Linked DNA regions of Mus musculus: regions 1, 3, 4, 5, 6 and 7 are each linked to region 2. Evidence: chromatin loops called from intact Hi-C (ENCODE). Cell type or tissue: heart. All regions are shown on one strand. Links, peaks and the distances in the headings refer to the core of each region. The heading gives the core; the rest is flanking DNA.

Region 1 (4,405 bases), core at 256-4,255, 120 kb before region 2:
TTGTATAATGTCTTCTGGTTAATCTCCCCCCACCCCCAACCCCATGCTTTCTATGCCATTTCTATTCCTACTGCTGTTTTTTAGGGAGAGAATGTTACATCCTTTATTTCTGCTTAACCTTCCATAGGGACTGCTTCCTGTGGTTGAGAGCCTTAGACTTCCTTACGAGCTTTTGAACGGCCCACATAGATTGTACCTGTTACCTACAAGTCGTCCTAGGACTAGTCATAGGACTAGTCGTCACGGGACTAGTCACAGGACTAGCTGCTAGTGTTTCCTGGATGTTCAGTAGTTTCCTTCTTCCTTGTAGCTTCTTGGAGATGAGGAATTATGAGTCCTAACTAGGACTTGGCAGCGCACTACACTACAGACAAGAAGAAAGGACCAGTTTCCCTGATTAGAATTCTTAGAATACCCAGAATTTACATTTTTGAAATGGAAATCTAGTATCTAACCCCTCAGCCAGACAAGTATCGTTTAGATTTCCTCTCCATGTGCTGCATAAGTGTGCCAGCCTTGTCATTGTATTTGAACAAGGCACATGGAGACCAAATTCTGGCATGCGTTCCAGTTCACCACATACAGATTGTATCAGTTTTCTATTATTGTGATAAAACATCATAACCAAGGCAATTTATTGCAGAGAAAGTTTGTTTGGGTTTACAGTTCAGATTGGATCCATGATGGTGGAGTAGAGGCAGCAGATAGAGAGGCTAGAGCTGAAGTCATGTCTTCATACTTTGTTTTTCTCTCTTTTTTTCTTGAGAGTTTGGCTACTGTTCTCTTGTTGTAAAGAGACATGACCAAGGCAACCCTTATAAAAGAAAGCACTTAACTGGGGCCTTCCTTACAGGTTAGCACACACTCCTCATGGTGGGAAGGAGATAGGTATTGTGGTGGAGCAGTGGCTGAGACCTTTACAGACTGATTCCTAAACTGCAGGTAGGGGTGGGGTGGGCTGGGGTGGGCTGGGGTGGTAGAGCAGCCAGACTGGGCTCAGCCCAGTGATAGGCTTCTTGCAGCAAGGCCGCATCTCCCAGTCCTTCTAATTGTTCTCAGGTAGTTCCACTCCCTGGTGACTAAGCTCTTTAAATATCTGAGTCTATGAAGGCCATTCCCATTCAGGCTGCCACATTCCATTACCTCACCCCAGAGGCTCTGACCCACATCCTAATGCAAAATCCCATTTCTTTCAACATCCAAACTCTCCAGAGTCTTTCACAGTCTCCGTGCTGTTCAAAAGTCCAAAGACTCAAGGCAGTCTCTTAACTGTAACGCACTGTAAAATCAAAATGAAGAAGCAGATCACACACTTCCAACATATAATGGCACAGAATATACATTTCTGTTACAAAAGGGAACAGAGGGGAGCCTATGAAGGAACACTGGACCAAAGCAAGAATGAAATCCAGCAGGGGGCTGGTGAGATGGCTCAGTGGTTAAGAGTGCCGACTGCTCTTCCAAAGGTCCTAAGTTCAAATCCCACAACCACATGGTGGCTCACAACCATCCGTAACAAAAATCTGATGCCCTCTTCTGGAGTGTCTGAAGACAGCTACAGTGTGCTTACATATAATAAATAAATAAATATTTAAAAAAAAAAAAACACACACAAAAAGAAAAAAAAAAAAGAAATCCAGCAGGGAAGACTTCAAATTCTGTTGTTAGACTCTAACAATCGCGTGGTTCACACTCTCAGTAGCTCCCCTTGGCAGGCATCCCAGGGGCTTTGGCATCTCCAACATCTTGGGATCTCCAACCCAGTCCAAGCTTTTCTGTACCAGCTTGTCCAGGTGTCCATGCAGGACTCCCCTGGGTCCTAAAGCCAGAGTAGCATGGCCGAAGCTGTCAAGTTCTGTTTGCTAGCTCAGGATCCTGCCCACTTCGTCTTCATACTTTCAACCACAAGCACAGAGCAGAGCAAACTTGAAATGGCGTGAGACTTTAAACATGTTTGTTGTTTTGGGTTTTGAGACAGGGTTTCTCTGTGTAGTCCTTGCTTTCTTGGAGGAACTCGCTCTGTAGACCAGAGCTGGCCTCGAACTTAGAGATCTACACTTCAAGTTCTGCGTTTACGGACAAGTTCTTAGGCAATGCCTTGGATCTTTAGACTGCTTGACTAGTTGGCGAGCCCTCACGGCTTCCTGTAATTCCCACAGTGGCCTCTAGGTGTCCCCATGGCCCACGCGCTCTTCCTGATGTTTACATCCACTAGTCCCACAAGAATGGGATGTGACGAATTTACAGAAATACTTAGAGACTGATCCAAACCCCGGTGTACAATCCGGTTGTTGTTTCATTGTGGGGCCGACTTCTTGGTGAAACCTTTACCTCAAGATTTTTTTTTTAAAGATTTATTTATTGCTGGGCGTGGTGGCGCACACCTTTAATCCCAGCACTTGGGAGGTAGAGGCAGGTGGATTTCTGAGTTCGAGGCCAGCCTGGTCTACAAAGTGAGTTCCAGGACAGCCAGGGCTATACAGAGAAACCCTGTCTCGAAAAAACAAAAAAACAAAAAAACCAAAAAAAACAAAAACAAGAAACCCAAACAAATAAACAACAACAAAAAGATTTATTTATTTATTTAATGTATGTATACTGTAGCTGTCTTCAGACACACCAGAAGATGGCATCAGATCTCATTACGGATGGTTGTAAGCCACCATGTGGTTGCTGGGATTTGAACTCAGGACCTTCGGAAGAGCAGTCAGTGATCTTAACCGCTGAGCCACCTCACCAGCCCCCACCTCAAGATTTTTTTATTGCTTTGTTTAAACTATACAAGCATAGCCATTTAATTATTTTACAAAGATATAAAATGCATACATCTAGAAAAGAACAGCCTCTTTAACAAATGGTGCTGATAAACTGGATATCCACATAGAAGACTGATTTCTGCTGTCTCTCACCCAACATAGCAATCAGTTCAAAGTGAACTGGTCTACCAAGTGAGTTCTAGGACAGCCAGGGCTACACAGAGAAACCTTGTCTCGAAAACAAAACAGGCAAACAAAAAATCCAAACAATAACAAAAACCCATAGTATGTTAGACTGTCATGCATGCTCAGATATTTATTTTACTTATTTACAAATTTTATTTATTTATTTTATTTATTTATTTACAACTAAGTGTAAAGAAGTGGGTCAGTTTCCTGCCACCTTGGCAAGCACCCGAGAGTTATCAAAGAAACAGTTTATTTGGTTCATAACCTTGAAGGTCAAGTTCACTACTTACAGACCTCTGGGAAAGGTGGGCAGAGTGCATCGTGGCGGGAGCAATTGGTAGAACAAAACTGCTCACCCACAATTCTCTTTCAAGAACATGCCCCCACCCCAGTAACCCAAAGACCTCCACTAGGGCTCACTTCTAATTTCCACCACCTTCCTCCTGATGCCAAGCTGGGAACCAAGCCTGAGTTTTTGGTGTTTTCTAAATATTGACAGGGTCTCACTATGTAACTGTAGCTGGCTTGGCACTCAGTATGTAGACAAGGCTAGCTTTGAACTCAGAGAGCTGTGCCTGCCTCTGCCTCTGCCTCCTGGTGCATCTGATCAGGTTTTAAAACCTAGCTATGCGTGGGCAAGTACTTAGCCTAACATCTGTAATTCTCACATGATACAATTTCCTCTTAACCCGGGGTTTTCCCGAACTCAAATACCATCCTACCCTACTTCTTGCTTCTGCTAGACTGGCATCCATGAAAGCCTGCTGCTGCTCACTGCTCTCTACTGTTTCATTTTCCTCTTTAGAGGACCAGGCCACCCAGCTCTCCACTGCTCACACTCTTCGGACTGCTTCTGCACCCAGCTGACTCCCCTGACAACAAAAAAACGCTCCCTGCTCAGACGGTTTCATCACCCTCCTGTTGGCAGAAAGCTGACCTACGAGGGCAGGGCACCAAAAGGGGTTCTTATGTGGGAGGCGCAGCTGAATGGCTGGCAGTGGCCATTTCGTGGCCACTTGAGGCCACAGGCATGCCCCAGAATAGCCTGCATCCCGAGGGGCAGACAGGGGCTCAGGATTCCTGCAGTCCGGGACACCAGTTTGAGTTTCATTTCGGATGGGTCTCTGGTCTGAATCGAAACTTGGTTCCATTAGGATGGGTTGCTCAGTCAGCCTCTGCGAGGGCGGAGCGGTCACCACGGCGACGCCAATCCTGGGCCGCGCCGGCTGGTGGGTGTCGATGAGTCCTGGGTCCCGGGACTCTTGGAGGCGGAAGCGCTCGCTCCGGTCATGTTTCTTGGCGCTCTCTGGTTGCTGCTGCTCCTGCCGCTGCGCCCCCCGGGAGCGCAGGGCCAGGAGGCCGACGAGCCCACCCCTTGGCCGAGCGTCAAAGGCCTGAAGGAGCAGCTGAGGAAGGCCGGTGCCCTCTCCAAACGGTACTGGGAGCTTTTCAGCTGCACC
Region 2 (4,405 bases), core at 197-4,196:
GGTGAAAACAGGTAAGACCAGGTTGGCCCTGAACTCTTTTTTTTTTTTTTTTTTTTTTGGTTTTTCGAGACAGGGTTTCTCTGTGTAGCCCTGGCTGTCCTGGAACTCACTTTGTAGACCAGGCTGGTCTCGAACTCAGAAATTCGCCTGCCTCTGCCTTCCAAGTGCTGGGATGTGCACTACCACGCCCGGTGGCCCTGAACTCTTAAGAGACCCTTCTGTCTCTGTCTCCCAAGTGCTGATATTAAAGTTGCGTACTATTATACTTGCCCCAAACTGAATTCATATGTGCAAGAATGCTGTTAACCAGTCCTGAGAACCTGGGTTCAGTTACCAGCACCCACAGAGCAGCTCACAACCATCAATCTACAGGAAGAGACCTAACGCCCTCCTCCTTGCCTATACGGCATCAGGTATGTATATGTACATGCAGCAAAACACACACACATGTAAAATTACATTTTGCTTTTACAAATTAAAAAAGGAAAAGGGAAACAAAATTTGTCTATTCCTAAGTCCAAATGCAGAACTCGGACACAACTCACCCAGCAGCTACAAGTCTTGGGATCATCTCTTTGCATGCTATCGTCACTTCCTTTGAAACGCCCTTTCCCGTGACTAGTCTACACTTCTTCTCCTTCCCTTTCCCCGAGCTATGTGCAGCGGGACAGTTTATCCTTCACTTCACTCCTGTACATATTATCAATGAAACCAGCTTGCTACCTCTGCTAGCCGGTCCTTCCTACAGATATTACATCTCCATCACCAGCCTCTCAGGTCTTAGGATGGCTTCTGATATTTTTCTCCTTCTCTATTCTGCCCTCCTCTAGAACAATGCTCTTAAAAATGGTCAACAACACACTATGGAAGAACAAAAGAATCCACTTGGCATCAAGGGGAAAAAATATTCATTCATTCTTCTTCTTCTTCTTCTTCTTCTTCTTCTTCTTCTTCGATACTGGGGCTTGAACTCAGGCCTCACATAAGCTGTGTACACTGTCACTAATTTACAAGGCTCTATACTTAATTTTCCTCATGGCACCCTTTCTTATACTCTATTTCTGACCGTTGATTACATTATTTGTTAATTACTATAACCTTGTCTATATTAATAAAGACACACAAATTAAGAGTATGTGCTCAAAATTTGTATTTACTAGAGTTCAGGCACTTGCCCCCAAGCCTGATAAAGAGTTTAATACCTGGGAGAAATGACTCCCCAAGTTGTCTCCTGACCTCTGCATACATGGGTGTGTGCGCACATACACATACACACAAAATAAATATAATTTTAAATAGTTTAGAAACAGCCCTTCTGAAGAATATGACACCGAGTAAGTCCCAGACTATGCGGAGCACATATGTATACACCAATGCAGCTCAAAGAAAAACTCATGTTCAGACCACATGGAAGGAAGCCCTAACCATGCCCACCCATCGACAGCCCCGCCAGCCATCTCAGAATCCTGTGTCCTACTCGGATAGGCAGAACAGGGTGGTTTGGCAAAGCCTTTCATTTCTAGTTTGGAGAAAATACTCTGTTGAAAGTAAAAAGATACGGAAAAGGGTTTCACAGTTCACCATTCTGACACTGCTCACCGCCTGGTTCATAAAGCACATACCGAATATGCCACCACAATCTCTTAAAGATTCAGTACCTATTTCCCAATTCCTCAGGGCACGACTCGTTCCCGTCGTTCACAACCGGTTTATCCTCCCACCTCCTGAACCTGAGCTCATACCTGCCTTCATCCTTCCCTCCCTGGGGATACCATCCACAGTTCCACAGTCGCCCCGTCCTGTCCCAGGATAGCAGGACAGTCAAGCCTGGGTCCCTAAGACCCCGGTTCGTGCTCGCCGCCGCCGCCGCCCCCAGACGCTGCCAGCCAGGCGGGGGGAGGGGTGTGCCTCGCCTCCCGTGACTGGCCCAGATGGCAGCCGATTCCGCCCCCACTCGCGGGCACCCCTCCAGCCCTCGCCCCCCGAAGGCTGCCCATCCGCCTCGCACCTCGCCCCGACCCCACCCCACCCCTCCCCGGCCTCCCTCATGCCCTCCACCGGCTCCGGACACACTCACCGTGCTGGGTGAAGACGTTGAAGCCGGCGTCTGCGGTACGCCCCGCCGGGTCCCGCCTGCGGCCCGAGGGCCTGGCTGCGCTGCTGCCCCGGATCCCGCGCGGCTGCGGCTGCTGGAGCCCCGGAGCCTCCCCGACGCGGCCCACCTGCTGCCCCATCCCGCCGCTCGCGTACTCCCGCGCCCCCGCCGACCCTTGCTCACATTCCTCCTCTGCTCCGGCCTCCGGAGCTCCTGGCGCCGCTCCGGTCTCTCCGGCCCAAGCCCAGGCCCTCTGGGCCGGAGTTGCCGGCGGCTCCCACGCGGACTCCTCGGAGCCGCTGCCGCGCTGCCTCCCAGCGACTCACAGACTCTCCTTCTCCCTCCCCCTCCGGCGGCTCCTCGCCCCAGCCGCCGCCGCCATCTTTAAACCACCGAGCACAGGGCGAGCGTGGGACAGAGCGTCTCCCGCCCCCCTCTCGCCCAAGCACCTCCGCTACTCGGTGGGCGGAGCTCGGCGGAGCCCCGCCCCGCGCCGCGCCCCGCTGGGTGGAAGCCGGGGCCCACAGGGTCAGCGAAGCTTTCGAGGGCCCTCGAGTGCTTTTACTGCTACCTTCACCCACGTTCGGCTCCACACACTGCCCCACTTGGAGGACTGTGGGCGCCCGGCCTTTCCCGTCCCACCTCCACCTGTCAAATCAGAAGAGGCTGAGAAGCCACCACGTGCGCCGCGCAGCTCAGCACCAAACAGCTGAGGCTCCTGATCCCTGGGCTTCGCTGCCATTCAATTGAGGAGCCCTTCACACACACTTAGCATTGGGCCCAGAATGAAGTTTGGAATGGTACAGAATTCACGGGGAGATGGTCAAGTGCGGGGTTAACTTAATTCGGTGAATTATTTCTTGATGTGCACTTTGCCGTCTTATTGGCAAAGCGGTTAGAACTCAATTCTTCATACTACCGTGGATTTCTCTTGAACTCTTCCACCATCGACCTACCCGCATGTGTTTCTGTTTACTTTAAAACGCCTGGTGGGGCGCTGGTGAGATGGCTCAGTGATTAAGAGCGCCGACTGCTCTTCCTAAAGGTCCCGAGTTCAAATCCCAGCAACCACATGGTGGCTCACAACCATCTGTAACAAAATCTGATGCCTTCTTCTGGAGTGTCTGAAGTCAGCTACAGTGTACTAACATATAATAAATAAATGAATCTTTAAAATAAATAAATAAATAAAATGCCTGACAGTAAAGCGACTCTTCTCACAGACATGCTTTCCTCTCAGTGCAGGTTGGGCCCTCCTTTTTGGCAAGGAAAAGATAAATCACTTTGACCTTGTTTCTGAGTCAAAACTTACTCATCTTCACCGTCTGGGGTCTAAATAGAGAAATGGACAGAAGAGAAGCTATTTTTATAGATGTACACCCTATGTGCCATGAGGACTGGAGCCATTGCTTAAACCAAGGAAAACCACCCTGGGGAAGAAAAGAATTAGCAAAATAGATATAATTCCCCATACATGTCTTTTGTAGAATGGTGTAAGATCACAAGTGCATGTGGGTGAGACTCAAACTCAGGACCTTGAGTTCCAGGTGAGTGCTCTACCACTTGCTACTACCGCCCCCCACTCCAGCTGATTTTGATATTCACTATTAAAGAGCCTTAGGAGCTGGGGAAAGATGGGTTAATGACAAAGAAGACTTGCACTGCAAGCCTGACCACCTGAACTTGCTGCCTAGGACCCACACAAGCAGCTACTGGTCATAGAGAAAAGCCAGATGCACCAGCCCAAGCTCTGTGATCCCAGCTGGTCCACAAGAAGGGGGGAGGCAGAGATAAGGGGGTCTCCAGAAACCTGGCTTACATGTGCAGTGGCTAAGGGACCCTGTCTTAAAAGAAGCAAGAACTGACAGTAAAAGTTGTCCTGTGACCGGCACGCACACACATGTGCCCACACTAAGAACACTCTAAGTTATTTCATCGCCACCCAGGGTACAGCCAGAGACAACGGAATTTAGTTCCCATTGAAAAGAAGCACTACACTTTAGCACTGGATGGAATATGAATTTTCATTTATATCAAAGTCTATCTGTATTTAAAATACCCTTTTTTCCCCTGAGTGTCATGTTGTACCACTATTATAATAGATCCAGAGACAGTTGGATCACAAATTCAAGGCTAGACTAAAGTGCATCGTAAGAGCCTGTCTGAGAACAAAAGTGGCCACACACCTCGATGTTATGCTATGGGCTTGTACTCGCACTGCTAAGAAAGCTGAAACAGGGAGACACTTGACTTGAGGCCGAGAATCTGAGTGAGACCAACCTGTGTGGCATAGCAAGACGCTGCCCCAAA
Region 3 (4,405 bases), core at 124-4,123, 74 kb before region 2:
ATATTTCTATTTGGCCCCAAGTCCATATTTCTATACTAATTTGGTCTATTGAGTCTTTTTAATTAGTCTCTACTTCTCAGAGCAGCAGAAATTAGATCCAGGACAAGGACAACTCTAAGTGAAATGTTATCTGACCTTATAAGGTGCATTCACTATTAGAGAACTCTAGAAATAGGCAAAGTCTCACATGGAGATGGAGCGGAGCTTTAGAGAGAAGGCTGCTGAGATAGCTCACACAGTCCAGGCTGGCCTACAACCTGTAAAGCCCAGGAAGTCTTCTGCACTTGCACTCCTACTCTCCAGTCTGAGTGCTGAGACCAGAGGTCTGCGCCACCAGGCCAAGCTCCTTAGCTGTTGTTCTCACGGTCCCAGCATACTGTTCAGGCAGGTCTCAAACTCATGGACTCAAAGGACCCGAGCATCCAGCATGCTGGAACTCCAGCCTCCACTACCATACCCCAGCTGGAGTGAGTACAGTTGTTCCCCTGTGCCTCTCCCAACCCCTGAGCTTGACACAGGCTTGTACCTCCAGACAAGCAGCTTTATAGGACAAAGGTAATGATGCAGGACAAGGTAAGACGAGATGATATCCTTGAATGGGGTGCTGTAGGCTTGGAGTATAGAGAAACTGGCAGAGAGCAGCAGGACTTCCCTAAAGGGTCACTAAAGGGTCCCTCAAGAGTGGAGAGATGTGGAGTATGTGGGTCATGCTGCTTCTGCACCGCCATGTGACATAAGAAGTCTGACACAGTCACAGACAACGTGTGCATGAACAGGCAAGAATGTTCCCTACCACTAAACAGCACCTCAACCTGGCCTCAACCCAAAATCCCAAGTCTCCCATCTCAGTCTCCTCAACTTACTTTTATTATTAGTTGAGCATCCTAAAAATTCTGAAGATCTAAGAAAATTATCTGTGGTCCTAGTGCTAAAGAGGCTGAGTCTGAAGAACTGTCTCAAGTTTTACCCTAATCTAGCGAACACCTGGCCAGCCATAGCTAATGTTAAAAAAAAAAAAAAAAAAAAAAAAAAAGAAAGAAAGAAAGATTAAGACCATGTACAAAGAAAGGAAAACAATCCATGTAAGAAATTATGTCAACCTTACCCCAAACGTCAGATTTAATTGAAAAGGTATTGTAGGCCAGACTCTCGGGTGCTGTCCATTTAATAGGAAATTTGGCTCCAGCATGAGCAGTGTAGGTATCTCCAGTCATCAGTCTACTTAAACCAAAGTCGGCCACTTTCACCACATGGTTCTCGCCCACTAGGCAGTTCCGGGCAGCAAGATCTCTATGGGAAAGAGAACCCTGTGTTATTCCCACGGATAGTAAGATGGCTGTGGACTACATGTCTTGGTTCTCTGCTGCAGGCAAAGCTGGTAAGGAAAGGATAACTAACACTGGAATACTTTATGATCACCACCAACATCGTAGAAACTTACTAATTTGTACCATGTACTGAATACCCACCAGGAGGCAGAATAAAGATGCTGGACAAAATGAATTTCTATTTTTAGGAATAATGGGCTAGATTTCACAGGTTAGCAACATAAGCCCTCCTAAAAATTAAAATAATAAAAAACAAAAATATAAACAAACGCCACCGCCCCCACCTTAGGACAAATGTTACTTTAAAAGTTTGGCCACTAGGTGGCATAAAAGGATCTTGGATGTAGTGTTAAGAACAGCAAAGACCTTTTTCCCAAAAGCTCTGACAAGTGTTGGCTTCCCCTTCATGCCAAGCAGGCCGGCCATGTGGCTGGAGGCTACAGTCAGGCTTACTCACCTATGGATGAAGTTCTTCTTCTCCAAGTACTCCATGGCAGAGGAGATCTGGGTGGCCATGTAAAGTAACACGACGGCGGTCACCTCCTCTCGGCTGCACTCCCGGAGATAGTCAAGCAGGTTCCCATACGGCATGTATTCAGTCACAATGTAAAACGGTGGCTCCAGGGTACACACACCTGACCAACGACAATTTGATAATCTTCACCACATGCTATGAAATAAATATAACAAAAACTTACAAACAGGTCAGTTAGGGCGCCTGCTCTCTGAAGCAGCACAGACCTTTTCAGCATCTGCCTGAGAAGCAAAATAGTTTCTTTTATTAACCTGACAAGGGATAAGACCAAAAAAAATTTTTTTAAAGATTTATTTATTTTATGTATATGGGTACACTGTTGCTGTCTTCAGACACACCAGAAGAGGGTACAAGACCCCATTACAGATGGTTGTGAGCCACCATGTGGTGCTGGGAATTGAACTCAGGACCTCTGGAAGTGCAGTTGGTGCTCTTAACGTCTGAGACATCTCTGCAGCCCCATCTCTTGAGTTCCGTATGTGCCCACACCCCTGCAACCGTGTGCAGCCTATGTTAATATAAAGCAGCACCACTTCACTCAGGTAGGCCACCCGCCTCTACCTGTGCTTGTAAAAAATGTTTCATAGTTAAAGACTTCACTAATATACGGCAGATAGCATATTAATTTTTTTCTTTTGGTATAGCTTAGCTTAATTTGAGCATTCAAAGGAAATGGCTGGGAGTGGTGGTGCAACCCTTTAATCCCAGCAATTGTAAGGCAAAGGCAGGTGGACCTCTGAGTTTGAGGCCAGTGTGAGCTGCAGGACAGCCAGGGCTGCACAAAGGAACCCTCTCTTGAAACAAACAGGCCCGATTTTAAAAGGGGAAAATGTTTACTTGTGATCCTTTCTGACCCAAACAGGGAAGAAATTAACCCACTGCAGCGCAGCCATTTATCTCTTGGATAAACTGATCAGCCACAAGCTTAATTCACTTTTTTTCAATAGTCTTTTGCTTAATGTCTCCATTTTATAAAAATATTTCTTGACTTTTTTGAAACTATCTTGAATGCTTCTAACAGCAATGGCCGCTCTTTCTGGAGGACCTACCTGGTCCTCCCTCCATATGGCAGCTCAGAATCACCTGTAACTTTAGTTCCGGGGGATCTGATTCCCTCCTTTGGTCTCCAAGGACACTAGGCACACATGTGGTACATAGATACGCGTGTAGGCAAAACACTCATACACATAAAGTAAGTAAGTAAAAAAAAAAAAAAAAAAAAAATTAAGGGGCCGGAGAGATAGCTCAATGGTTAGGAGCATTGACTGCCCTTCCAGAGGCCCCAGGTTTGATTTCCAGCTCACAGCCATTTAAAACTCCAGGCCCAGGTACTCCAATGTCCTTTTCTGGTTTCAGTGGACACTACAGAAGCATATATTTCCAGATAAAATATGATACATATAAAATAAATGAATAAAGAAAATACTTTTTAAAAAGTAATAAAAAACAAAACAAACAAAAAGCAATCAACTTGGGCTACTGTCTTTAACACCTGATTAAAATGAGAAGAGGGGCGCGCGCGTATGTGTGTGTGTGTGTGTGTGTGTGTGTGTGTGTTTGTTTGGAGGACTAACCCTAACTAAGACTTGATGCTTACTAGCTAAGTGTTCTATTCACCATAGTTGCTTTACATCTATCATTTCTACCACAGTGCTAAATCAAACTAGAACAAAACAAAACAATCGCCCTGATCTGAATAGGAAGCTGGGACAGGAACTCGGACCTATGAAGCCTACGGCAGGGCTCTCACCTAGCAGTTGTACTAAGTTAGGATGCTTGATCTCCTTCATCACTGCAGCTTCCTTCAGGAACTCCTCCACCTCCATGGTGTCTTCCTGTTAAAGGGAAGAGAAGGCAGGGTAAGAAAGACAAAAAAGGAGGTCAAAGCTTTCATTTAAGTCAACTCACAAGCCTACTGAGACATCATGGCTCAGTAGTTAAGAGCACTTGCTGCTCTTGTTCAAGAACCATATGGCTGGCAGCTCACAATCACCTGCAGTTCCAGGACTCTGATGCCCTCTTCTGGCCTCTCTGGGTTCTGCACTCACAGTAGGCAAAACATAGCAGGCAAAACATCCATATGCATACATATAGTATTTAAGTAAAAGATCATTTGAGTATTTTAACATATTACTTTAAGAAATTTTGCTGCAATCTAATATGCTCTATAGAAGAACAACTAAGAATAATGTCCTTAAATTTATCCAGTGTCAGACACTGGAATAAAAGTAAACAAGGAAGCAAAATTCAACAACTTCATCTTACAACTACCACAGCAGAGAGGACGGAGTGTCTGTTTCTGGTAGGTTGGTGTCTGATCAGAGCCCATGGTTCTTCTTAAAGAACAAAGCACATCTGTAGAGCCTTACTGCTTCCTTCACATTCAGAGTATGCTCAGTAAGCAGGGCTGACTGCTACCTATGATAGCTCACACCAATGTCCAGAGTGAGTGGCAACTCTGTGAATTTATAGGAGGACACTTAAAAAAAGAGACAGTAGGGTCAGGGAGAGGACTTCTGTGAGTTTAAAAACAAGATGTGAT
Region 4 (4,405 bases), core at 169-4,168, 85 kb after region 2:
CTGGGAAACCTTTAAAATTAATCATGGCATTCTTTCGCATCTTTTCCTGACCACTCTCTATTTTTTTCCTAACACTTATCACTACTTGCAATTGTCTTATTTTTCTCCCGGTGGCTGCTTCTGTTTTAATTCATGGTTGTGCCTTGACTCGTGCCTTGAAGTAACGGGACATTCAAGTCATTTAAAAAGTGTCCTTGGGACTAAATAATCAAAAGATGATTTGGATTGATTTAGGACATAGATAAAGCAGTTTAGGCCTTGGACTTCTCAAAAGCAAAGATATGAGTGAATTTAGGGTAAAGGTGGGTGAAAGAGAAAGCTAAACGGACTGGAGAGACACTGTCGGCCTGCAAAATTGAACTTCTGTTCTTCCTACTTCATCTTCTTTCTATCTTCCTTCCTTCCTTCCTTCCTTCCTTTCTTTCTTTCTTTCTTTCTTTCTTTCTTTCTTTCTTTCTTTCTTTCTTTCTTTCTTTCTTTCTTTCTTCCTTTCTATCTACCCTACCTACCTACCTACCTACCTACCTACCTACCTATTTACCTACAGGGTCTCTTTGCAAAGCCCTGGCTGTCTTGGAACTCACTATGTGGACCAGGCTGGCTTCCAAATCACAGAGATCCACCTGCCTCTGCCTCCCAGCTGCTGGGATTAAATATGTGCATCACCAAGCTCAGGAGCTGTATACCAGCTCTGTATTTTTATTTTTAACTGACTAAATGGAACAGTGAATAGGCAAGTGTCTCTACCAAGAGTCCCAATAGAAGTGAATTTTTAGTCCCAAATGTTCTAACTGGTGGGATAGGAGGAGGTGGAAGCAAAGGCAGTTGAGTGCTTCCAAATGCTATCACCAAACTGTTGACAGAACCATTAAACACAGTTGTCCCAGAGAGGGCAAAAACTGGGCACACCTGTGCAGAGCCCAGCTGCTCTAAGGCGAGCAGTGTTGCCTGCTATGGGCTAACAGGGGAACTCCTTTTGTGAAAGATCTCCAGAGCAGGCAATTCATGCAAGCCTCAGGCATTGTTTAGGGTATTTGACTAGGAAAGGAATGGTCAGCTGGACAGATTAGGGACTGACTGAAAGATTAACGAAGCCAGTTTAGCTGACACTGTTTTGCAGGCCGACAGTATCTCTCCAGTCTGTTTAATTTTCTCTTTTACCCACCTTTACCCTAAATTCATTCACATCTTTGCTTTTGAGAAATCCAAGGCCTAATCTGCTTTCTTTACCTATGTCCTAAATCTATCTGTATCTTTTTTTTTTTTTTTTGATTATTTAGTTCCCAAGGATGCTTTTTAAATTACTTGATTGTCCCATAATTTCAAGTGACTCACTTCTGTCTTATCTAAGTTGTGTGTTGTTGAAGGACAGACTGAGTCAAGTAGAATTTAGACCACAAAGCAACTTATGACAGGTTTTTTTGCCACTGCTTCTGTCTTATTCCTTAACGGTCAGTATCAGACTCCGCCTTGTCCCATCTCGCAGGCTGCCTTTTCAAACTCTAAGGAAGTTGACTTGGCCTCCTCGTAGCCACACTGGAGGAGAGTTGGGGTGGAGCCAGAAAGCCAGGTAGCTAGAGAAGCCCAGTGGGTACCCTAGATATGGGAGGGGGCGTGGCAGTGGGCGTTGCCGGACGCCGCAGGACCACCAATGGCATCCCGGAGCTCGGGGCGATGCGCGTGACGCAGCCGCGGGCTGGGAGGTTGGGGCGGAGAACGGGGGTGGGGGCCTGCGCTTTATCTTCCTCCGTAGCCCGGCTGGCGGCGTAGCGGGCCGGCGAAGGGACATCCTAGTCTCCGACCGTCCTGCGGCCGCCCAGCCTACCGCCTAGACCGCCGCAGCTGCCCTCCGCTCGCAGGTAACCTCAAGCTTCCGCTCCCCTCCTCCTTTCCTGACCAGGTCCACCCTGAGCCCGAGAAGAAGGGGACTGCGGTGGCGGCGCCGCTCCGGCTCTGCGGGCCTGGCCTGGGCCGGACTGTCCCACCCGGACGCTGTCTGCTGCCTGGGGAGGGTCCCGCTGAGTTTGGAGGGGAGAGCGGGAAAGTTACCCGCAGCCATCCAATGCATCCGATGACTGGCAGCCTTTTCATTATTAGTGATGGTTTGATGTCCCCTCCGAATCATGTGGCGTCTCTCAAGCCAGTCAGTAGTGAAGAAAGTTGAGAATTAGAAGTCATTGCACTCTTTGAAAAGCGACATTAAAAAAAAAAAAAAACCGCTCAGGAAATCAGCTTTCTTTCTTTCTTTCTTTCTTTTTTTTTCTTATTTTCTTTTTTTTTTTTTTTTGATGTGGGCGGAGGAAATGTATATATATATGAAGGGAAAGATGGCACTACCAGGCACCAGACTCTATATGGGCCAGGGAAAAACCTGTTTCAAGCTCATATTCTGTTTTTAAGTAGCGGGGGGGTGGGGGGGGATTAAGTGTCTGTCTTTGATCTTAAGTGCTAATAGACACGTAACTTAAGCAATATATATATTCAGCGGTTTTTTGGGAGGAGACATTGTTGTAAGCTCCAGTCTCTGCATTTTATATAAAACTCCTTGGTCACTGTAATACTTAAGTAGTTGCCACTGTGTCTCCCCCGCCCCCCCAAACTTCTTGCCTTCTTCAAGAATGCAGAATCCAACTTGAATACTTCTTTTTCTTTTGTTTGCTTTCAACTGGGAAATATAAATGACTTGGTTTTTTGAAAAGCCAGCTCAGGCGGCACAGGAGTGGGGCTTGCGAAGAGCTCTGATGCTGTGAAGAGTAAGGAGAGGAAACGTGGAGAAGCACACGGCTTAGCTTGTCACGTGCTTGGAACTGGTCAGGGGTTTCACGTTCTTTCAGGACTCAGACCCAGCTCTAGGCGCCTGAGCTCCTGCTATCTTAAAGGCTGGGCGGGTTCTTCAGGCTCTAGCTCTCCTTCCTTGTGCCTGGAAAGCTGCTTCTTATCTCCTGGACCATTTTCCCCGGGGGCCTTATTCCCCTTCTTCCGCCGCCCCCTAAGCATTCCTCAAATCAAAGATCACTTCCCGGTGGGAGCCACTGGTCAGTCTGAGCCTGTTAGCATTCTGAAGTCTCCTTACCAGCAGGAATCATCTGTAGTAAATAGATGCTTTGTTTTATAGTGAATTTCACGAGGTTAGTCTATCTTTTCTGTGTCTTCTCAGTATCTTGCAGGAATAGAACTAAATAAGAGTGTGGGGGGGGTGTCAAAAAAGGAACTTTGAGAAAAAACATTAACTTTAGGCCTTAACATAGGAGTGAGTGCCTGTTTCCTATGGAAGTTTCATTTGTCAGACAGGACTCTTAGAATTGTGTCCGTCCCCCCCCCGCCGTGTTGGATAACTAGTTATATTTAGTCATTTGTAAGTAAAGTAAACTCAGATGTATATAAAATTTGCTCAAGTACTCATATTCTTTAGTCTTGTTAATTGACCCTGTTCTGTTAGCTTCTTGAAAAAGTTGTAGGGTTGCCAGGTGAGTTCAAGGACAGCCAGGCTATACAGAGAAGAAACCTTGTCTTGAAAAACCAAACCAACCAACCAACCAACCAACCAAAAAACCTACAAAAGCCTCTCCCACCCCCCCCCCAAACCAAACCAAAACACCCCCTAAAAATGTACACATTATGCTTTGGACTGTTAATTTCCTCCCCTCTCTCCCTCCCTCCCTTCCCCCTGTCCTTCCCTTCTTTCTGTGGGCAGGATCTCATGGAGCCCAGGCTGTTCTAACACTGGGTAGTTGAGAATGATCTTGAATTACTGCTTCTCCTGCCTCAACCCCGCAAATGCTAGGACTCTAGGTGTGTACCACGGATTCAGGGTTGGATTGTACACTCTATCCACAGTGGTTTTTCTTCTCTGCCAAACCTCAGGGTGGTGTAGCAGTTACTCACCTGCCTAGGTACCCAGTATTTATTTGTGATACGGCTTTATCGGTTCTTTTGAAGTCTTTGTTAACTGCCGGGAGGCTAAAGTCGACATTTCTTTGGGACACGATTCATTTGTTTCTCTAATTCTTTCTTTTTGCCCTCTGGAGTCAAGTTAAGATGCTTACCACAGAACATTACACAACTTCCCTGTACAGATTGGTTTCTTACATTCTTGTCTAATCAGTGTGGTATATTTTAATACTATTGTGTGTGTGTGTGTGTGATTGGAGCTCCCTGGGTAGGGATGGCACACATATGTCACTGTAGTGAGGGTGGAGGTCAGAGGACAACTTGGTGGAGTTGGTTTTCTCCCTCTACCTTTATGTGGCTTCCAGGAATTGGATTTGGGATGTCATGCTTGTGTGGCAAGCATTTCTACCCACTAGGCCGGCGGGCCAGCCCTCTGGTTAACTGTGTCACCTAAAAGGAGGATAGTTCCTCTATACAGATCCACATCTTAGCAAATGGAGTGGAAATGTGTGTG
Region 5 (4,405 bases), core at 210-4,209, 160 kb before region 2:
TCGGATAATGGCCTCAACCCTTTTCAACTCTATCCAGTAAAAGCTGACACAGGGCTGTCTACGCTGCCCTTTGTACGCCTTGCAGTGATGAGTGCTTCCAGCAGTGATTAAAGCTGCTTTCCCTCACTAAGTCTTCTGGGGTAGGGTGTCAAGTCCAATAGTTTCTCTGGGTGTCCTGATCGAAAGTGCTACACACACACACACACACATTAAACTAACTTCACACAATAATTGTATTTTCTCCACACATTTACTATTTAAATCTCACCACAATCCTGTCAAGTAGGTACTGTGTTTAACTTCCATTTCCCAAGGAGCCTTATACTCAGAGGCACTACATGACATGCCCAGTGGCATACAGTGGGGGGTGGGAGGGAGGGAGAGAGAGAGGGAGAGAGAGAGAGATCGTTTCTTTCCCTCTTGAAAGAAATTCCTGCTTAGTCCCCAAACTCCCCCCCCCCCCGCACAAATCATATCCAATGTAGAACGTACACCATAATATTTTAGGGTCAAACAGACTACATGGAAGCTGTCTATATGGTGAATAAACGTATGCATTATACAGTAGCTACTGTGTGTGGAGTGGACACACGTTAAGGGGAGGAGCAGCTCATTGACTCTTCAGGAGCCTAGTGGGTGAGTGCAGGGCACTGGAAACCAAGTCGCGCTGGATTTGCCCTCTTAGGGCTTACAGTCCATTGCAAGGCACAAACATTAAAAAAAAAAAAGCTATTATAATAAAATAAACAGGATTTTGTTAAGAGCTACTGAAAAGGTACAGTAGGGGAGCTCTGCTCTGGGCCAAAGCTGGAGCGATTTCCAAGGTGGGAAGTCTGGCCTCTTTTGGTCAGGGAAGGGCACTTTGGGGCAGAATCTCCAAGGAGAAGTCAAGGCAGAGCGAAAGAAAGAAGAAATTATCTCTTCAGAATAGGACTTCACCTAGATGACTGCAGGAAAGAAATTGTGAAGGTAAGAGAGAAGCCAGAAGCTAGTTTATGTAAACAGGCTTGGAGAAATCCGCCGACGGTGTCTGCGGAGCCCAGCGCTGCAGGAATGAGGGTGAAAGGGTTAAAGGGGGCGGTCCGGAGCTGCCCGGTAGTCCCGCCTACCCGCAACGGGGGCGGAGCTGCGCCGGGTGCGCACTGGGATTGGCTGCAGGGAGGGCGTTCCGCTAGGACCGTACCAACAGCCAGGCAGCGCGGAGGCGGGGGTGGGTGTGGAGCGGCCGGCTCCGCGGGGAGCGGCGACCGGGGAATGGCCGGGCCGGCGGTGGGCGGGAGCCGCAGTGGTGGCGGCGGCGGCCCGGGGCGGTGAGTGCGGCGTGGGGCTGCCCCTCCCCGGAGGCGGCGGGGGCGGCCGGGGCCGCGCCTCACCGCACCGCGCGGGCGGCTATGGAGCGAGCCTGAGGCCCGCCAGGTGAGTGGCGCGGTTGGAGAGGGCGCGCGACCCCTCGCCCGGGAACGACGGGAAGGAGGGAGGGAGGGAGGGAAAGCGCGGGCGGCGGGGGGCGGGGCACCTCCCTCAGGGGCCGGATGCGGGGCTGCGGGCGATCGGGAGTCCTTGCGGTGACCGGTGCTCGCTGCTAAGGACGGTCCCCAGAGGCTCCTGGCCCTGGTGTCGCCCTTCTGTCACACGAAGCCGGTGTCGGCGGCCCGGCGGGCAGCGCGCTCTAGCTCGGTCCCTACGCCGCCCTCCTGGTGGCCGAGGAGCGCGCTCTCGCTGAGCCCCTACGGGGCCCGCTTGGTGGTCGGGGAGCGCGAGTGACCTGCAGGCCCTGGGCCGGAGAGGGCAGCGGTGTCCTGCGGTCGTGCGCTCAGAGCGCCAAGGGGCACAACTTAGGATGAGACTGTGCAGAGTGGGCTGCGCTGGCGGTTTCATTTCCGGGTGTGATGGCCCGGCGATTAAGAGCGAGCCCAGACGTTGCCTTGAAGATGAATGCGAACGTTGTCAAGCTGTGTCCTTGATTGTGGAGTCTGATAAGACATTCTTTTTAATCTGGAGTCAGTGATCTGTCAGGCTCCTGATAAAAACGAAGAAAAGGGGGGGGGGAACAACAGGGCGTGGATGGTCCTTATACAATTACTTCGTTTAAAGACTTATGTCTCCAGTAGGATGGGTAAGGCGTTTACAATTTGGGAAAAGGATATGTTTAACACTGTCACTTGGATCTAGGGCCAGGTGTGAGGGTCATCTCTACTCAGCCAGGTTCCCTCCGGAGATTTGATAGCTCACGTTGGAAGAAAGAAATAATGCGATCTTTTCACGATTGAGGTCTACGGCTTTATAATACAACCGAGAATCCGGAAAGTCAAGATTGTCAATAATTAACCATGCCTACATTGCTTGGGTTGTAATTTCACATTGAGCTCAATGTGCTTGCCATTCCCTGAATTTATGCAAGCCGGGTGAGCAAGCTGAAAGCACTTGTGCATGTTATCGTCCTGAGAAACAGGTTCAGGCATTAAAGATGCTAAATTATTTGCATAGGCTCTAAATCAATTTAGGGCAAATTTAAAATTATTGTATTAAATTAATAACTTTCTTAAAGTTTGTGAAGATGTTGGGTTTTGTGTCCCAGAACTGTTACCTGAAAACAAGATGCGGGTTCACATTAGAAAATACTTATCACAGGAGAACAGTGTGGGGTGGGGGTGAGGGAGGGGGAGGGGGGATTAGTCGTCCCCTTTAATCCCACCATTCCTGAGGCAGAGGCAGGCATATATCTGCGGTCTAGGATAGGCTACATAGTAAGACCCTTCCTCAAAAGCCAACAAATCGAGGAAAATAAAAGGTACTGTGCGTAAGTCTAGCCTCAGTCATAATAAAGAACATATAAAAATAATGAAGGGAAAAGATAATTTTAAAAAAAAATAAGACTGGCCGGGTGATGACACAGCGCATGCCTTGAACCCCAGCCTTTGGGAGGCAGAGGCAGGCAGATCTCCGCATTCCAGGCCAGCCTGGTCTACTACAGAGTGAGTTCCATGACAGCCAGGGCTGTCTTGAAAACAAACAAAAACCTGGAATTTACAGCTTTCCTTGTGACCATGGGGTTGATTTGCTCTGTTTCCTTAGGACTAGTGAGAAAATAGGTACTTTTCATTTTTAAAGCACAGGCCTTGCTTTTTAAAATATATTTTGAACCAAAGTATACTTTGGAAAAAAGCAAGTCACAGATTTTTATTTTTCATAATTTTTTATGTCATAGACTTATTTTGTGCTGTTGATGATTATTTACTTTAGTCCCTTCTGTCTCTTCTGAATTTCCAGTTCCTAAATGGGAATTTCTGTTTACTTTTAGGATATGAATTGGCTCCCTCTGACCGCCATTTCAGTGCTTGTAAGTGTGAGGTCAGCAACTGCAGCCTACAGATTGATAACTGTCGAACCCCTGGTGAGTGCCAAGACAGTAGAGTCAGCTGTTAGCGCACTCATGGTTGCGGACAGAAGGAGCTGTGGGTGTCAGGTTGATCTGGGATAGAACACGAGATGATTTTTGTGGATAGGGGTAAAGGGCATAGTTACCATGGGGCCCTACAGTTGTAATTCATAGTAGGTGTGCATTAATTGTTGGTCGGTTGAAGTAATAAATGGAAAGTGGTGTGAGGGAAGCATAAATATTGTAGTGCAAATGCTAGATCTTTTTATGCTCGCCCTCCCCCATTTTTCTTTTCTTTTTTTTTGGGGGGGGGGTTCGAGACAGGGTTTCTCTGTGTAGCTCTGGCTGTCCCTGAACTCACTTTGTAGACCAGGCTGGCCTCGAACTCAGACATCTGCCTGCCTCTGCCTCCCAAGGGCTGGGATTAAAGGTGTGTGCCACCACTGCCTGGCTCTCCCCCGTTTTTTCAATCAAAAGGAATTTTAAAAAAAAGAAGGCAAAAACACTGTGTTTCCGATTTCTGTTGGCCATGTGTTACTAAGGTGGGTGTCTGCAAACGGTATTGTTTATCTGATTCAGTTCTGTGATCATATGGTGTTCCAGCCACCTGCAACCTGACGATCTGGTCACAGAGAGCTGCACAGACTTCCTCCTGCCACTTGGACTGGCTAGCTGAGCAGTTAGATAGATAACCAGTGTTTCGCCATTAATAGAAAACCATGGAGTTGTTGGTCATAACCGTCCCAGTAGCCTCAGTGCTCACTGCCCTCCTGTCCCGCCCAGTGGAGATGAGCGAGGAAGGGTCTTTCTCCCATAGCTTCTCCGGCACCTGTGCATCCCGCCCTCTCGTCCTTCTGTGAGCCTCTGTGTGACTGAGTTCAATAACTTGCAGGGCTGAGGCACAGAACAGAAGTCCTTCCTTTGCTACTGAAATTCCCTCTGACTAATGTACAGTAAACATGACAGCGAGAGCTGCTTGGAAGAGAATATAATGCAGAGATCCTCTGCTATGTGGGTTGGTTACAG
Region 6 (4,405 bases), core at 94-4,093, 56 kb before region 2:
AATTTGTTATCTTTTCTACTGAATCATTTGTAGGACAAATACACACACACACACTCACACACACAAAACAGCAACATACTTAAAACCTATAATAATAAAACTGAAACACAAATTCAAATTTGGATATTTAATGCTTAGCTTATAAAGCACATTTTCAATATTTAAATTGTTACTTTTTTTTTAATCATTCTCATTATAGATTGTCAGGCAGTAATCATTGCCTCAAAGTGTTTTCATTATTTTATATTACTTAACATTATTCTACTTTGTATATGCTCTAAGAGGCTAGGAATTTTTAATAACTCTTCTAAAAACTATTTTAGTTGGGAATATATTTGGTAATTTTCAATTTAGCTTAAGTTTTTCAATCAAGATGTGCCATTTAACATCATTTTACATATTATCCATGTTCTTCCATTCATTACACATTTATTAAAGGTCTAGTATGTTGGGTGTGCTGGTACACACATTTACTCTCAGTTCTCATGAGGCAAAAACAGGCTAGCTACTCTCTCTGAGTTTGAAGCCAGCCTGGTCTATACAGCAAATTCTAGGCTAGCCAGTCAGACAGTGAGATTCAATCTCAAATAAAACAAGACAGTGCTGTGGCACACACCTTAACTCCTGGTGCTGGCTGGCAGACGCAGACAGATCTCTGAGTTCCAGACCAACGGAGGTTACATTTTGAGACCCTGCCCCCCTCCCCATAAAACTGAAAAGATAAACAAGCACACAAACAAGCCATGTAATCCTCACTGAGCCCAGTGGAGACTACAGGAGCAGATAACCCACATTTCATTACTGTGTTGTCTACCCCCACCCCAGCCTCATCTCAACACACCTGTCACGTGGGCCACAGCGAACTCCGAGACATCCCTGCCCAGGCAGGGAAGCAAGGTGTCCTGGTCTCTACAGTAACTGGTTGATGGCAGCTGAACAGGTCCCAGGACCATGCCTTTGGCCGAGCAGCATGAAAAGTTAAACTGTTCTGAATAGAAGAGCCTTAAAATTCCACTCTGGCCAGCAAGCCATACACGTGGGACATTACTCACACAGTCAGGGGCCAGAAGGAACAAAGTGCAAGTTCAACCCACAGGGGCGGAGTCCTGAGTAAGGGTGGAGCCACTCCAAAACCTCAGGGATCCGGTGGGGGTGATGCAGAGGCTATTTCAGTCTCACAGAAGTAACTGTTCACAATACAATCAGCTAGGGTCGGTAAGCATAGAAACTTCCAATCCCGAGGACAGAAGGGGGCATGACTGCTCAGTGTTTCCCTGGAGAAACCTGTTTACAGTACACCACCAAACACTTTGAACAGTCAGGAAACGCCTAACAAGACTCATCTTTTACATCACTCCAGTTAGTTCAAGAAACCACAAATCTAAAGTCAAAGAAATAGCTACAGCGTGACTCATAAACACAGGCAGAAGCGGAGAGCAACTAACTGCCTCCCCTAACAAATGGCCTGTGCGGCTCAGTACAGGTAATGGCCTGGCACAGTGTTCAACTGTGAGTGCTGAAACTTGGAAAGGCAAAAGCCTAACTGTGAACAAAGTGGGAAGGTACACAAAATTTAAGACCTTAAAATAAGAATGATTTATGAGACAAACTAGTAAAGTAAGTAATAAATAATTTACACAGCCGACGAAAATAATTCAGAGAATATATGGGGCACACATTTGTAACACTCTAGCTTGGCTAAGTGGAGGCAGAAGGATTGCAAATTCAAAGCTAGCCTGTGCTACAGAGCCTGCCTCAAAAAAACCTGAACCACAGTATCATAGTAATAGCACTCATAATTACTTATAATAAGGTATTATAAGTAATAATACTTATAACCATACAGCCGGGAATGCCCACTGTACTGATTATTAAGTACCTACTATGTACCATTTATTTAGGTCAATAAAAGAAACACAGTAAAAATTACAGGAAACCATGACCTAAATACCCACATTAAAATAAAAGCACAAGGGCTGCAGAGATGGACTCTTCCAGAGGTCCTGAATTCAATACCTAGCAACCACATGGTGGCTCACAACCATCTGTAATGAGATCTGATGCCCTCTTCTGGTGAGTCTGAAGACAGTGACAGTGTATTCACATAAATAAAATAATAAATCTTTTAAAAATAAAAACTATTGAAAAAAATAACTTGGTCTCCAATATCATTTACTGTATATTAAAACCAAGAAATTTTAACAATGATTATTAATTCTAAAATGTCAAATCCATTATCAGTATGAATAACTTTTATTAAAAATGACATTTTTCAAGAGACAACTGAAATAGCATTGTCATTGTTTACAAATGTTTTTAAGCAACACTGTGAAGCAAGGAAGTGTTCTATTTAAAAGAAAGGGACAACCTGGGCCAGCAGTTAAACAATCTTAGCGGGTATCCTTGAATGGGGGCAGGGAAGATCCTGAGAGGCAAAAGCGCTGAAGCAGAAAGGGAAGAACCTGGTGTGTGGTCACTGCCGAGGACGCCTGAGGCTGCCAGAGCAAGCACTGAAGGATTTACAGCTTCATTCCAATTACAAAAGGAAATCCGGTGGACTGCCCAGAGCTCCTCAGCTTGGGAAGAGGAGTTTCTCACACAGAGAGGACAGTGAGAAGCTGATGGACTCAGGAGCAGGATCCTGTGAGCTTGGAGTGCAAGCACAGCAGTGGAGACAAATAAAGAGCAGATGGATTGAAGATGTGGCTCACAGATGGAGGCCCCAGGGCTCAAGACTGCTTAGAGAGAGAGCGCGGAAGGAGAAAACAAAGGCTTCAAGCTTGAGGGCGTGGGTAGGTGTCAAGCACACTGGGAAGCAAGTCTGATAAGTAAATTTAGAAGGTACAAAGAAGCACTTTGCTGCATAAATCTGAAGCTCTGAGATAATCTTGGGCTGAAGGCACCAACATTCATATGGTAATTGAAATCAGGACTCAAGCTCAGCTCATAGCTCAGTGGGTAAAAGCACTTGTCACCAAGACAGCTCTATACAGTAAGAGAGCGCCAACTCCCACATGTAGTTCCCTGACCTCCACAGGCACATCAGGGCATGCACACAAGTACACCAATCCCCCCCCCCCCAAAATAAATTAAATAAATAATTTAAGGTGCAATAAATTGGGGCTGGAGAGATGGCTCAGCAGTTAAGAGCACTGATTGTTCTTCCAGAGGTCCTAAGTTCAATTCTCAGCAACCACATTGTGGCTCCCAACCATCTGTAATGGGCCACAATGCCTTCCTTCTTCTGATGTGTCTGAAGACAGCTACACTGTATTCATATACATAAAATAAATAATTCTTTTAAAAAAAAATAAATCAAGACAGGGGCTGGGGCGCTGGCTCGGTTGCTAAGTTACTTGTTATACAAGCAGAAGGACCTGAGGTTTATCTCCAGAACCCTCTGGTGGCACCCAATTTTTTTTCAAGATTTATTTATTTCATGTATGTGGGGACACTGTTGCTGTCTTCAGACATACCAGAAGAGTGCACTGGATCCCCACTACAGATGGTTGTGAGTCACCATGTAGTTGCTGGGAATTGAACTCAGGACCTCTGGAAGAGCAGTCAGTGCTCATAAGTGCTGAGCCATCTCTCCAGCCCTGGTGGCACCCATTTAATCCCAACACTAGAGAGTGAATGCCTGGGCCAGTCCAAGTACTGACTGAGTTCCAGGCAATGAGAGACCCCACCTCAAAAACAAAGAGAGTGGCTATGGCTCCTAAGCAGTGGTACTCAAGGCTATCCTCTGCCTCCACACACATGCACACTCACCTGTAAAGACTTGCAGCCACATGAATACATACACACATATGCGTGCACACACACACTCCTAACCACATATATAAGTGAAATCGTTTAGATAATGAACAAAAGCGTAAGCTCACACTTAATGGAGAATGATGGTTGAACTCACTGAAGAGTCTTTTCTAGTTTGAAACTATGGAGCCCACAGACCCAGTGCCAGGAGACGAGAAGGAGTAAATGCTGCCTTGTTTTATGTGACCTAAAACTTTTTTAAATGAAAAAAATGTAAGGGTTTTTTTTTTTTTTTTAAAGAAAGGAGGAAGGAAGGAAGGAAGGAAGGAAGGAAGGAAGGAAGGAAGGAAGGAAGGAAGGAAAGAAGGGAGGGGATGACGTCATGTTACATGTGGAGAAAACCAACAAACCCCCGCCCAATCTGTATATAGTACTTGTTTATTATGTGAAAGGCTCCAAGTTCAACCCTAGCATAACAAAACAAGCCAACATGAACCCAAATTTCTATATCCATTGAAAATACCTTGCAGGGGCTGGAGAGATGGTTCAGTGGTTAGGAGTGCTGGCTGCTCTTTCAGAGGACCTAGGTTCAATTCCTAGAACCCACATTTGAGGTTAACTAACACCTATAACTCTGGTTCCAGGGGAG
Region 7 (4,405 bases), core at 306-4,305, 140 kb after region 2:
ACAGCTGCCGTTCCCACAGAGCTGCTGCCTGGCTTTCCATAGCCCTGCCCATGACCAACACCTCTGCTGAGCATATATATCCCTCCAGAATAACCAAGGCCGCATCCTCCACAACCACTATCATTAGCAAGTTTTCGAAAGAGAGATGGCCACCACTGCTGCCACCAAAATGGCCACGGGCAAAATTACCACAAACTACCTCATTGGAACCACCTTGGCTAGAGGAAGCACTGGCTATCTATCCCTTGCTCTGACAGAGCTATCTTCATTTCCTAGCCATTCAGTCTGATTCTGAATGATAATCTTATCTAGGATATCATGCTCAGTGGAGGATATGAAAACAAAACCCCTTCTCACTGTCCTGGCCAACCGTGATGTCAATTGCTTCAAAATCTTTCATGCTGTGCAAAACAATATGAAACTGTTCCTTGGAGCCCTTAATGCCACCCACAGAGATCTTTATTTCAGTTCTGGGTGCACCTGGTCTTTGAGAAATTCCTCTGGATAGTTTTATTTGGTCCCACCACTCTTCCTGTGTGGCCTTGCATTCACAGCTGCATCAGCTTGCTCCACAGTATTGAAAGTGACTTTCGAAAGGCCCTGGAGCGGTTGTTGAAGGTCCCTGTTCCCTCCCACATACTGAGTGAGCGCTCCCTGCTTGCACAGTGACTCCTCATCAGACATTTCAAAGCTCAGAGAGTTTCCATAGCTGTCGGGCTCTGTAGCAGAATGCCTAAGCTTTTCCGCTCATGGCTCCTTTTCTCTGGAGTGTTTGTTTGTTTTTTGTTGTTGTTGTTGTTGTTTTGTTTTGTTTTATGTGTGGCCTGGAACTCGCAAAGATCCACCCCTACCTCCCGAGGGCTGGGACTTAAGGAATGTACTACCATGCTTAGCCGATTTTATTTTTACATTGGGTTTCTAGATCCTGACTGAATGTTAATAGTGCAGGATGTAGAGCATCTTCAAAGTTTGTTTGTTTGTTTTTAAGATTTATTTATTTTATTATATAAATAAGTGCACTGTCACTGTCTTCAGACACACCAGAAGAGGGCATCAAATTCTATTACAGATGGTTGTGAGCCACCATGTGGTTGCTGGGAACTGAACTCAGGACCTCTGGAAAAGCAATCAGTGCTCTTAACTGCTGAACCATCTCTCCAGTACAAAGTTTTGTTTTTAAATTGATATAAACACCGATGCTGAGAACACAGCTTTGCACAAATATGCTGATCTCAATTAAAATTTAAGATTTTTTTTTCCTTTCTCATGTAGCCCAGGCTGGTCTAAAATTCATTATGTAGCCAAAGATAGGCTTGAACTCCTGATCCTCCTGCCTCCATCTCTCCAGTGCCGGGGTTACAAAGTGTGTTCCATCCACCACATTCCACCATTTAATGATTTTGTTGTCATTAAAAATGAAACTCAAGCCTGCAATTCTAACAGCATTATTTAAAACCAACATTTGGGGGCTGGAGAGATGGTTTAGTAGCTAAGAGGGCAGACTGCTCTTGCAGATAACCTGAATTTGGTTCCTAGAACCCATGTCAGGTGGCTCACAACCACCTGTAACTCCAGGGGGTCTGATTCCCTCTTCTCTGGGGCATCTTCCCTCACACACAATAAGCACATATACATAACCTAAAAGAATTAAAAGTATAAAATCAAAGTGAGCAGTCATGCCAACCGTGAGTGTGGCACACCCACAAGAGCTTTCTCTTGTTCAATCTACAAACTGTTTTATCAACGTCACAAGCCAGATGCACAGTCTTGGTTAACTTGAGTCCAAGTGGACCCTAAACCTTCATAAACCGACACCCCCCCCCACCCCCCCACCATGCTGTCCTTTGCCCCTGCACGACAATGAATAGCCATTTGATTCAATAAATGGACACAATCTCTGAAGAGATTTCTCCCATCTCCCTTGCACTGCAGGAATGGGTGGCAACAGTTAGGTCATGCAGGGTGAGCAGAGTTACTCTGTGCTCGTTTCCATAGGCGCGTCAATGGGAAGATTGTTGCCAACTACTGATCATGATGTGCTTGCTCCTACAATCAGTAGATTCTTTAGAGAGAATGCTAGAGAGCCGATGCTACTGCAAATGCAAATTGGGGCCCATTTCTTTCTTTGTAACCTCCATTAGCCTAGGTGAGAAAGTCCTGCTCAGGTATTTGTCTTCTCCTTCAGCTACTGTTGGCATAGAAAGCTACCTGACACTAAGATGAACCGCACTTACGAACACGAACTGAGTGCATAGAAGTGACTTGAACAACAGAACTAGGCTGTTTGCTAGTTTACTCCTCCTCCTCTCTTTTTGAGACAAGGTTGTCACTAAGTTTCCCTGGCGGATTCAGAACTCATAGATTATGCTAGCCCTGAACAGATTCAAGAGCAGAAGGTCTCATTGCTACATCACCCTCTCTGCAAGGGCAGGGCCCGGGGAGTCTCTACCGGCGCAGGTCTGCGCTTGCGCAGTCTGCACCCGGAAGCGCGGTTTCGAGAGCCTATCCCATTCCGAGACAACAACCCGATTCAATATTCTTCCTTATTGCTACTACCCATGACTAAAAACACACGGAAACTTCTAGAGAGTGTAGAGACTCCTTTTCATCTCTTTTCTTTTGACGGCTCTGCCGGAGGCGGCTCGGCCCGCAAGTTGCTAGGACGGGGGGGGAGCGGGGAGCGTGGGGGGGGGGGCAGAAATGTGCTGCGTTGCTATGACGACGCAGGGCGTTCCGGAAAAGGGATGGCCTTCCGACGCCAGGCGGCAAACACAACTTGTGGGTACAGCGGCCGGTGTCGTGCACTCCTACAGTGCAGTCCTAGGACTTTGCTGAAAGAACCGTGGGAGCCCCGCCCCACTCGCGCCCGCGGAGCTGGGTCGCGCTGACCCGCCCGCAGTCTGTAGGGAGGCGGAGCCTGACTTTCCCGGGCTGGGCCCTGACTCTGACCCACCCATACCCCATCTCTGTCATGTCAAGTTATCTTAGAGGGCTCCCCAAAGAAAGGAAACCACGCCAGATGAATTCTGAAATTCAGTCTGAACACAAACACTCAAGAGATCTCTCTGTTCATTTGCTTTGTTTTGCCTACAGAATTATGGACAGCTTGAAAGTCTGAACACGATTTTGATTTGTTTTTGAATTAATTTTTTGGAGGATTAATAGTTCTGAGAGTGATCCCAGGCATTGATTATTATGTCTCTCCACAAAGTGTCGGACACTTCGCTGACCTCCCCATCAACATCTGAGTCCAAACAGGCAAAACTCTATGTAGTCAAGGAGGCAAAAGGTAAACTTAAGGATGCCGTGGACAGAACCATTAGGGCTACTGAAAGAATTTGCAATCCGTTCTCCCTTTCTCCTTAGCCAGCCTGAACACTCACCAAGTCAGAATACTGTTTCATCTTCATTTAAATACTAATAGCTATATGAAGTTTGGTTGCTTCTTCTCTGACTTCAAGGGAGCTTTAAAAACATAGTTATGTGGATAAGAAAAACATAACTTAGTTCAATATGCCTATTTGTATAAGATTCAAGATGTTTTTTGAGATTCCTTAAGATTTCCATCCTTGGGGCTGTGTCTTGGAAGGCAGAGGCAGGTGATCTCTGTGAATTTGAGGTCAGCCTGGTCTACATAGTAAATTCCAGGCTAGTGGGAGCTACATAGTGAGACCCTGTTTCAAGAAAAATGTAAAAAGACGTAATGATAAATGTAGAACCTGTACCAGAATAAGAATCAAGGCAGTCACCGTCTCACTCTTGCTCATCAGACTGAGGCTATCTCCAGTCTTAAGGTCACAGAGCTTTTTGGGTTGTTTCTTATTTATATTTTGCTACAGTTCCATCATCAACTCAAGGAGGTACGGATTCAACTCAAGGACTTACACTAAGCAAGCACTCTATCCTGAGCTAGCTACCTATTCACTATTTATGTTGCAGGGCAGTGGAGGGGTTGGGGCTTGGGTTGGCTGTACACTCACTCTGTGTAACCCAGGCCTTTTACTTTGTATCTCTCTGCATGTTCTCACATCCCCCTTCCACTCTTCCCTCCACCCTTCTAGCTACTCCTGCTTTAAGTATTCTTTGTAGCTGGGCTCCTCTGCTAGAGGCACCCTTCTTGTTAGAAACACAGGATACTGCTGAGGCAGTCTGGGAAACTTTAACTCCCCGGAACACTCCATTAAAAGTTTGTCTTTCCTAATACTTCCTTAGGGCTTCCTGAGCTAAAGGAGAAAAAATCCATGGTGAACCACCTCAAACCCCTTCCTCCCCTTCAGAATGACTACAGAATCCCCGAGGAAGTTCTTCTCTCTCTGAACTATGCAGCTAATGCCGGTCCCTGTCCTGAAAGCTTACTGCCTGTGAAGAAACCTAAAGCCCCAAAGGTTTGTATATACATACCTAT

The links. Peaks named below come from ENCODE experiments on the same cell type or tissue, not always from the same donor. Only the 100,000 strongest peaks of a DNase experiment are listed, where the experiment ranks them.
Region 1: it touches region 2 in a loop (2.3-fold over the local background); 2 of 42 quality-filtered maps call a loop at or near these places.
Region 3: a loop joins it to region 2, with 2.6 times the contacts of the local background. A loop is called at or near these places in 14 of 42 quality-filtered maps.
Region 4: a loop joins it to region 2, with 6 times the contacts of the local background. A loop is called at or near these places in 2 of 42 quality-filtered maps.
Region 5: a loop joins it to region 2, with 2.4 times the contacts of the local background. A loop is called at or near these places in 3 of 42 quality-filtered maps.
Region 6: a loop joins it to region 2, with 2.4 times the contacts of the local background. A loop is called at or near these places in 10 of 42 quality-filtered maps.
Region 7: it touches region 2 in a loop (2.0-fold over the local background); 12 of 42 quality-filtered maps call a loop at or near these places.

What each region holds. Positions count from the first base shown.
Region 1 is chr1:156,674,135-156,678,539 of GRCm38, reverse strand. It overlaps Tor3a (torsin family 3, member A), which reads left to right and starts at 4,201. Exons shown (of 6, transcript NM_023141.2): 1 at 4,201-4,405. The coding sequence starts at 4,235. In heart, for the core only: a CTCF peak has its summit at 2,161; DNase peaks (open chromatin) are centred at 2,159 and 4,149; H3K4me3 peaks cover 812 bases; H3K27ac peaks cover 503 bases.
Region 2 is chr1:156,556,878-156,561,282 of GRCm38, reverse strand. Abl2 (v-abl Abelson murine leukemia viral oncogene 2 (arg, Abelson-related gene)) reads right to left here and starts at 2,496. Exons shown (of 12, transcript NM_009595.3): 1 at 2,078-2,496. The coding sequence starts at 2,234. In heart, for the core only: no CTCF peak of the experiment used is centred there; DNase peaks (open chromatin) are centred at 592, 1,842 and 2,592; H3K4me3 peaks cover 2,428 bases; H3K27ac peaks cover 1,582 bases.
Region 3 is chr1:156,630,638-156,635,042 of GRCm38, reverse strand. Abl2 (v-abl Abelson murine leukemia viral oncogene 2 (arg, Abelson-related gene)) reads right to left here. Exons shown (of 12, transcript NM_009595.3): 6 at 3,614-3,698; 7 at 1,786-1,963; 8 at 1,106-1,290. Among named protein-coding and RNA genes, the nearest start is that of Tor3a, 41 kb to the left of the region's middle. In heart, for the core only: CTCF peaks have their summits at 1,423 (motif pointing right), 1,641 (motif pointing right) and 3,885 (motif pointing left); no DNase peak of the experiment used is centred there.
Region 4 is chr1:156,471,602-156,476,006 of GRCm38, reverse strand. It overlaps Soat1 (sterol O-acyltransferase 1), which reads left to right and starts at 1,679. Exons shown (of 16, transcript NM_009230.3): 1 at 1,679-1,859. In heart, for the core only: a CTCF peak has its summit at 1,771; DNase peaks (open chromatin) are centred at 1,666 and 2,916; H3K4me3 peaks cover 2,644 bases; H3K27ac peaks cover 2,680 bases.
Region 5 is chr1:156,715,877-156,720,281 of GRCm38, reverse strand. It overlaps Fam20b (family with sequence similarity 20, member B), which reads left to right and starts at 1,372. Exons shown (of 8, transcript NM_145413.4): 1 at 1,372-1,416. In heart, for the core only: a CTCF peak has its summit at 1,716; DNase peaks (open chromatin) are centred at 1,191 and 1,801; H3K4me3 peaks cover 2,328 bases; H3K27ac peaks cover 1,735 bases.
Region 6 is chr1:156,612,495-156,616,899 of GRCm38, reverse strand. All of the region lies in intron 1 of Abl2 (v-abl Abelson murine leukemia viral oncogene 2 (arg, Abelson-related gene)), which reads right to left. Among named protein-coding and RNA genes, the nearest start is that of Abl2, 56 kb to the right of the region's middle. In heart, for the core only: a CTCF peak has its summit at 2,080 (motif pointing left); a DNase peak (open chromatin) is centred at 1,099; H3K4me3 peaks cover 1,192 bases; H3K27ac peaks cover 1,812 bases.
Region 7 is chr1:156,419,219-156,423,623 of GRCm38, reverse strand. Axdnd1 (axonemal dynein light chain domain containing 1) reads left to right here and starts at 2,709. Exons shown (of 26, transcript NM_001346967.1): 1 at 2,709-2,778; 2 at 3,094-3,289; 3 at 4,213-4,385. The coding sequence starts at 3,196. In heart, for the core only: a CTCF peak has its summit at 2,778; DNase peaks (open chromatin) are centred at 2,483 and 2,743; H3K4me3 peaks cover 1,196 bases; H3K27ac peaks cover 1,103 bases.